Regions from separate parts of the Homo sapiens genome. Here region 1 is linked to region 2. A link is a contact called in ENCODE Hi-C data. All regions are on one chromosome and are shown on one strand. Each heading gives the region's core, a stretch centred on a gene start or an enhancer-like site at or near the end of the contact. The rest is flanking DNA. Distances are from core to core; before and after follow the strand shown. Region 1 has its middle 91 kb from the start of PARD3B. Region 2 holds the start of NRP2 (neuropilin 2).

Region 1 (4,038 bases), core at 1,019-3,518, 1.2 Mb after region 2:
GTAGCCAATTTCCTTTATTAAATACCCCCTGTAAAGATGTAGAATGGTTTCCATTTCCTTGGCTGGACCTTGACTTCTGGATCTCCCCATAGGTTTGCCATGAGATGAATTAAAACATGAATTAATCCAAGTTCCTATTTCAAGGAGCTCACAATTGAGTGGAGGAAAGAGATCAGTATATAATTTTAATAAATGATGATAAATGGTATGGGGACACAGAAAGTGGGTTCAAAATGCCTTCACAGGTGTTTTCTTGTTTATTGGCTAGCTGTGATGGTGTGGCATAGGGACCTTGGCAATTATAGTTTTTATCATCAACTATTAATATGAGATTGCTATAAGAATGGTCAGGACAAATTCAAAATAAATATGAATTTTCTATGTTATTAAGTGCCCCCTACGTGGAAGGCACTGGGTCTAGGCACAAGGGAAGAAAAAATGAATTAATTTACGTTCCTATTTCAAGGAGCTCACAACTGAGTGGAGGAAAGAGATCAGTACATAATTTTAATAAATGATGATAAATGATATGGGGACACAGAAAGTGGGTTCAAAATGCCTTCAAGGTTGTTTTGTTTATTGGCTAGCTTTGGTGGTATGGCATAGGGAGATGGGCACTCACTAACAGCCATGAGAATTAAGCTCTAGGCTGGCTCTGCCACCACTAACTTTTTGTATGGCCTTGGGCAATTCATTAAGCCTTTCTGGGCTTCCATTTCCTATTTATAAGAGATAATATCTGAGTTTCCTTTTGGATTGCAAATGTTATTACCATGACCTTGTAATCACTCATTGAACAATTCTGAGAGCCCACTATGTGCTGGGCACTTATTTTGAAATTCCTTCCAAATAGTATGACTGAAGCCGGACTTGTCTTTATTTAACCCAGGAGTCCTGCCTCTCCAATCCACTGCATAGCACAGGAAAACATGGACACACATGTGCACACACACACACACACACACACACTTAAATACACTTTATCTCTGCTACCCACCACCTCTATGTCCTGGACATCCCACAGACCTGTTGAAGGGATGCATGGTTAGCAACCTAGAACACCCAGCACGGCACACATCACTGTCTGAGAAGAATGAGAAGGTGGGCCCCGCAGCTATGGGCTCTGCACACCCTGGTGGGATGCATCTAGCTCGAACAAGGACAGGTCTCCCTGGTTGAGTTCTTCAGAGACACCCCCACGATGCATATCATAGCCCTTGTGCGATGGCTCCATTTCAGTGGGCACAAAGCAGCTACTTTATGGGGGAGCTAGCAAAAAAAATCAATCATTTCCATATGTTTTCCAAGTATATTCTCTCAACCAAACATGTCAGACACCTTCCCACTGATATGCTTTTCCAGTTATTACATCATCTGCAAAGTAAATATCTTAATCAGTTAAACTTATTGCAATTGAATATTTAATTCCTGCCACTGTACAATTTAAATAATCTCTTCCAAATAATTTGCTTATGGTCATCAGGCTTACATAAGGCCCTCACAGAATGTGTCTCTGTCAAAGCACAACAACTTCTTTTGCTGATGGCAGGCAGACCATATGTAGAGGGGCATTTCCAGCCCTATCCCAGCATAATATCATAGGTGCTGGAGGTACAGTGGTCAACAGACAAGCAGGCATTTCTTTATGGCAATGTAATGAAAGAGAAGAAAATCTAGAGCGGAGGAAAACACAGTGATTTGATGTATTTTAAGGTGGGCCTTAAAAGAAAGTAAATTTGCCATATTATTCTCAAGAGAGTTATGATTTAAAATGTAGTATTTAAAACAGACTTGCAAATAGAGGGAAAAAAATTCTGCCCCACCTCTGCTGAGTGGTTGACGAAAAGCAGGTTTAAGATCTAGCAGCAAATTGAACTTTAGAAATGATCAGCTGAAGCCCTGTGAAGTCCAGCACCTTTGCTCGTGTCTTCTGTCAGAGAAGGGAATTGTGTGCACTTTATATGGCAAACCAGAGTCTCTTCCTTTTGGTGCAGAGAGTGGGTTTCGCCTCATAGGGAGCTTTTGCTATTCTTTCCTCTGCATTCTCCTAAGGCTTGTGCTCAGAATGGGAGGGCCTCCCCCGGCCTCCCGGTCCCCTTTTCCCACAGCCCTAGATTCTGTGTCCCTTACTTCCTGACAGTGATCAGCCACTAGGTTTCTTGTGTGTCTTTTGTGAAGGCAGGAAACACAGAGGAGGTGCCTTGGAGACGGAGGGCTGCTTTCCCAGTGGCACTGCCTCTGCTCCACCCCTCCTGGCCCCATCTTAGGCACTCTGCCAAGGGCACCGGGGCAGCCGTGTGACTGAACGTGGTCCTCAGACACACAAGAATATCCCTGTTCCCACCCTGGCTACACCAGTATCAGCCTGCTAGAGCCAGTTCTGTTCCCTTAAAACTAGATGTGGAGTCACAAGGGCTCACTGGATGCAGAGATTCTGCAGAATCCACATTTAGACATTTACGACATGCCAGGCACACAAAAAAAGCCAGGATTGCATGCTTCACACTATCTTGTTTAAACTAGTGCTCCCAGCCAAGAGTCTCACAAAAATCGTCAGCTTTTAATTGCTTTGTTTTGCTCTTAGCCATGGTCTCAACTCAAATAATGGAAGTAGGAAGGTATCTGTTAAAAAAATTAGTTTTGCTTGATATAACAGAAACACCCCAGTAATAGTGACTTACACATATAGAAGTTTAACTTTTGCTCACATAAAAAAAAGTTGACATTAACTCAGGCTCTTTGTAGTTCATCTCCCCATTATTTATAGAGTGTGGAATTAAACCAGCTTTCAAGCTTTTTGGTCTCCGGATCCCTTTACCCCCTCAAAAGTCATTAAGGCCTGCAAAGAGCTATTGTTTATGTAAGTTACTATAGTAAAAATTAAAACCGAGAAATTTTTTTACATATTTTCATTTTAAAATACAAATAATAAACCTACTGCATGTTAGCAATAACACGGATTTGTGAAAAATAATTATGTTTTCTAAGACAAAAAAATTAGTGGGAAGAATAACCTTTTTACATTTTTATAAATCCCTATCTGGCTTAATAGAAGACATTTTGAATTTCATATACGCCACTGTATGCAATCTGTTGCAATATATTCATAGTTTTGGTTGAAATTTATGAAGAAAATTCTAGACTTGAAATAGATATATATTTGGAAAAGGGAGGATTCTGTGGGCCTCCTGAGCAAGGCTTTTGTTCTCTGTATCCTCAGCCTATACTTTGAGAATTGCTGTCTTAAATCCCATAGTCTAAAATAGCTGCTGGAGCTCCAGCCATTATATTCATATCCAAGGTATCACGATAGAGGAAAGACTGAAGGAAGAATTGGTACTCTTCGTTTAAAGAGAATTCCTGGAAGGCACACACACAGCATTCCTGCTTACATCTCTGTGGTCAGGGCTTTCACATGGCAACATCAAGCCACAAGGGAAATGTTTTAGTGGGGCAGTGATGTGTTCAGCTAAAACTTTCTTATAAAGAAAGGGAGAACGGCTACTGAGAAGCAATTAGTAGTCTCTGCCACAGGAAGCGCGAGTTAAAAGCATTCCAATGACCATACACTTCATCTGTCGTTTCCATGGCTGCAGATGGTCAAAACACCACAGAGTCCTGAGGAGTTCCCTGGGAAGAAATTATTGTTTACTTTGCCAAATGATTCATCTGTGGTGTTCAAGTGGATTTTAAAGTGTCTACGAGGGGCAGGGTGTGGGATGGGAGTTTAAGGGGCAGGATATGGGGAAAAAGGCAGCAAGATCTGGGCTGATCAGAAGTCCCTCCAAAGAAGTACTGACCAGAACCATGTTGTGAAATGGAAATGAAAAGTCCCAAGAAAAGAAAGGCTCTCCTGGCAAGATGTCACTGCAGCTATACAGACATTCCTCTGTTTCGAGAGACTGACTGACACTCAAAGAATAGCTGTCAAGGACAAAATTTATTGGAAAAAAAGGAAAATGTTTTCTCTCTAACAAGAAGTAAACACCACAGGATTTTCCAGTTAATAAGAAAGTGTTAAGAAACGAACATAACATA
Region 2 (3,899 bases), core at 573-3,072:
CAGACACTGTTCTCAGAGGGGTAGGGAGGCTCACTCTAGAGAGTGGTCCGAGAAGGAAGCACAAACCCCACTGCATTCCCCATGGATTCCCCTTTCCAGAGCATACCCCTTGCCGCTCCCCACAAATGCGGTCCCCAGACTGTTCTGGGCCTCGAAATGCTTATCTCCACAGCAGCCTGTCCACACACCCTTTTTGGCAGTGGTTGAGAACAAATTCCACTCAAAAGTTTCTAACCACTTCACAAGAGTGAGAGACCTTCGAGGGCCTGCAATTTGTTTTAGCTAATAATAATTTCTAAAAGAACGTACGATTTACTTTCCCAGACAACACATGGATGAAGAGAGAAGAGACCAACCGTCTTGGTTGCCAGCAGCACCCAACCCCAAGCCCCTATCTCAGCCACAAGCCAACTTGCTCCACCAGCCTGAGCCTTATGATTCTGAAGCATAACCAGTCATTCTCCAAAGAATCTACAGCATCTGAAAACCAAAACTAAACTCTTGTCTTTCCCAAGCCCTTCAGTTAACATTGCTCAATGTAGCTAAGTGGAGGGAATGCAAATGATTTATATTTCACTGGCTAGTTGGAGAAACTCAAGGGAGATGTGTTCTGCTTCAAGACAGGGAAAAAAAATTCCCAAAAACTGTAATGCAAAGGCTTTGTAGTATTTTTAAACCTTTGATTCAGTCCATATGTGACATATGAACACCGCCAAATTCTGTTTCAAAACACACTCACACACACACACACACACACACACACACACTCCTAGCAGGAGAGGAAAGTTGGGTTTTAGCAGCCGTGGTGGTGTAGGAAGGGCCGGCTGGGATCTCTCTTTAAATTATTGAGTACTGAGGGAGCCTTCTTCTGTGCCGTTCTGCGTGGCCTTCCTGCTTTAGCGGTCACTTTTAAAGGGGAAACCATGTTGCAATAAATAGAAAAACTTTCAGTGGCTTACCTGGTTGGCCTCTCACTTGGTGTCTTGAAAAGTAGAGGGCTAAGAAAACCCAGGTGAGAGGAAACATATCCATTTTGGAGAAGGTGGCTCTTTCCAGAGCTGGGTTCGTAGGTTTCTTGTTTAAATCTTTGTGTTTTTCTCTCTTTTATTTTCCTCCTTACAACGTCTTATGCAGAGGTTTCTAATGGTCAGCGTTTCCCTCCTGAGTCCTGGTGGCTTGTCTTCACCTCTATTCTTGCTGGAATTTCCACCTCACCAGGAGGAGAGTAGCTCCTGAAATCAGCAAAGAGGGAACAAGCCGGGAAGAGAACACGGTTTTCCTCTTAAAAACAAAACGCATATATGTTCTCTCCAGTTCCTCAAAGTGTCATTTCCTTTATCCTACAAATATCACGAGTATTTCCCGAAAGCCAAGCGTAACAATAATGATAATAATAATAATTAAAACCAAGACTTGCCTTGGGCATCACACGGCCCCCAGGCAGCTGTGTGATCTCAGAGGCGTAAACTGACACACATCCCGCGGCACCCTTGACGGACACACGGGCGGAGGCAGCCGCCGCCGGACAGCCCGAGTGGAAGGCGGCCGCCCTGCTCTTGTCCTCGCCGGGTTCCCCCGGCGGGAGCCTCCCCCAACGGCTACACCCGCTTGGCCAGCCTCTCGAGGGGAGTCTGAGGAAGGAAGCTGCTGCTGCTGTTGCTGCTGCTGGTGCGGCGGCGGTGGCGGCTGGGATCGCCTGGGAGTGAGCGAGCCCCTCTCCGAGTTCGCTGGCGCCCGCCCTCACCTCCACCTCGCCGAGTGTCTGTGCGGCTGAGGATGTGCTGGGGGCCGGCTGCAGGCTGGTGCCTCGCTCGCGATCTCTGCCTCCCCTCCGGCTCCCCACTGCCTTTTCAGGCCGAGCAGCATGTGGATGTCAGAGCCGCGGCAGAGCTATCCGATTACGCGCCGGCTCAGGGCCCGCCCCTTCTGTGTTCCTGATTAAAGAGGCAGCCGCGGAGACGCGCGGCGCAGAGCAGAGTGCCGCGGCACCCAGCTCGGGCGGGGCGGCGACGGCTTCTCTCGGGCCGCCGCAGGATCGAAGTTAAGGCGGCGCCCATCCCACCACCCCTCGCCCGCCCCGCATCTCCCGATCGCCCCCGCGCACCTCCGCGCCGGGCCGCCGGTGCGTAACGCCCTGGGGAAGAAGCGCCCCCGGGCACCCCCAGGGCGCGCCGCCTTGGCCGTGTCGCCCCCACCCAAGGGAGACCCCGGGGGGACGGGGGGAAAAGCCTTGTTCCCCCTAAATTCCACGACTCCGATGCCACACACGCAGAACCCAACACAATGCCACGCGCGATGGCGTTACAAGAGGAGTTGGGTGGCGTACGGTGTTTGGGGTAGCGAGCCGGTCGGCAGCTCAGCCATGCGTTCGAACAGGCAGCGGTGCGTGGCGGCGACACACACCGTCAGCCCGGTCTGAATAAAACCCCAAACACTCGCTGCGTTTACTACTCAGATCCTTTGTTATGTCCCAAACATGCTCTGCTCCTCTCTGGGTTAGGATTTCGTTACCCCTGCGCCTTTAACTGTAACTACCCTAAAAAGAGGAAAGACTTTCTTCAGCAAATAATTTCTTCAGGTAATTAAATTGGATTCCATCAAGTTCCCCCGAAAAAGTATAGGTGCTTGAAGGCGTCTCATCCAAATGCTACTGTAACTACGTCTATTCACATTTTCCCCCATGGAAACGTGGTCACAAAGCCTAGAGAAAGAAAACATCATTATGCCAACTATTTTTAAATGGAGGCGTGAAAACTGTTTAGAGGGAACTGCAAGCTAACAGTTGGGGAAACACTTGTATCTTTGTTTCTGAGGATGGCTTTGTGGATTCCAAACTGTCTTGCTTCACCAGACACCTATTACTACATTATCATAAAGACTGCAACAGAAACAGCCTAAATTACACCCTGCACATGTACACCTTTTCTGCCACAAAAGAGGTATATGAAAAATAAGAAAATTCAGAAAAATATTTACAGATTAAGATTTTTTTTAAATTAAGAAAGTAAAATTTTCTGTAGATTAAGAAAAATACAGTTTCGGTGACGAGAAACACACACCTGACTACCCATTTTCTTCTTGGCTTGTACTTGTGGATTCTTCTGGGTGGTTTCCCTCCTTATCTGGACTTGCCCATTAGCTTTATCACTTTTAGTGTTTGAAAAATCTGTAACTCCCACTTAACTGTTATTTACACTGAGATAACCAAAACAAAATTGAATCAGAAGTGATTTGCAAATAGTTGAGCCAAGCTGTGTTGGGGGGTGGCGCGGGATTTTAGAGTGGAAATCCACAGGCTGAGTATCACACTGTTAATCTCAGATGCCTGGTTGGGAAAGGCACAGCACAGAGGCCTCTGAGTTCTTCCAGGGAGCATGTCTCTTGGCTAGCCTAAATGCTACCTTTCATTCCCTCTTTGCCTCCCTCCTTCCTCTTCCTCCCTCCTTTCCTTCCTTCTTCCTTCCTTTCTAGGCTTGAGAGCACATCCACATTATTAAAAACTCCAGATTTACATTTCTCCTCTTTAAAGCTCAATTGTAAAGAATGACTCCAAGCCTTAAATATTTAACAAAGTAAAAGAGCAGTTTGGATTATTAACCTTAAGCAGAGATCCCGGTTTATGTCATTGCCAAGATGCTAATCTAAGGACAAAGAACGCTATCTGTAGTGACAGTCCCTGAATAGAGAGGGCCATTTAATATCACCTCTCCCCACCACTCACCAGGCATGCCAAACCATTTTTGCCAGTGCCCAATGTGGGAGACTCCTGTTTGTGAGAATAATGTAGCCAGGGTTTAGGTGAAGGGCACTGTGAAAGGGGGAAAGAAGAGAGAAAAGGTAAACCTAAGCCCACTGGAGAACCATAAGAATGACAACCCTGGACTTCTGGTCTTGGGGTC

The links. Hi-C counts contacts between places; a loop is a spot of excess contacts on that map. Pooled maps may share reads with other maps.
Region 1: a loop to region 2 is called in a map of endothelial cell of umbilical vein, with 8 times the contacts of the local background. The contact joins the enhancer-like site here to the promoter of NRP2 in region 2. A Hi-C loop is called at or near these places in 3 of 168 maps with a recorded cell type or tissue (chondrocyte, endothelial cell of umbilical vein and sigmoid colon) and 2 of 50 pooled maps.

Annotation. Positions count from the first base shown.
Region 1 is chr2:204,452,206-204,456,243 of GRCh38, reverse strand. No RefSeq gene overlaps it. Among named protein-coding and RNA genes, the nearest start is that of PARD3B, 91 kb to the left of the region's middle. RefSeq lists enhancers at 1,710-2,210, 3,116-4,038. Within about 2 kb of position 2,268, at least 16 of the 41 ENCODE cell types and tissues checked have a DNase peak (open chromatin) inside an H3K27ac peak, as active enhancers do; they include endothelial cell of umbilical vein and sigmoid colon, where a contact is called at or near this core.
Region 2 is chr2:205,680,424-205,684,322 of GRCh38, reverse strand. NRP2 (neuropilin 2) reads right to left here and starts at 1,822. Exons shown (of 17, transcript NM_003872.3): 1 at 960-1,822. The coding sequence starts at 1,032. RefSeq lists a silencer at 2,302-2,421.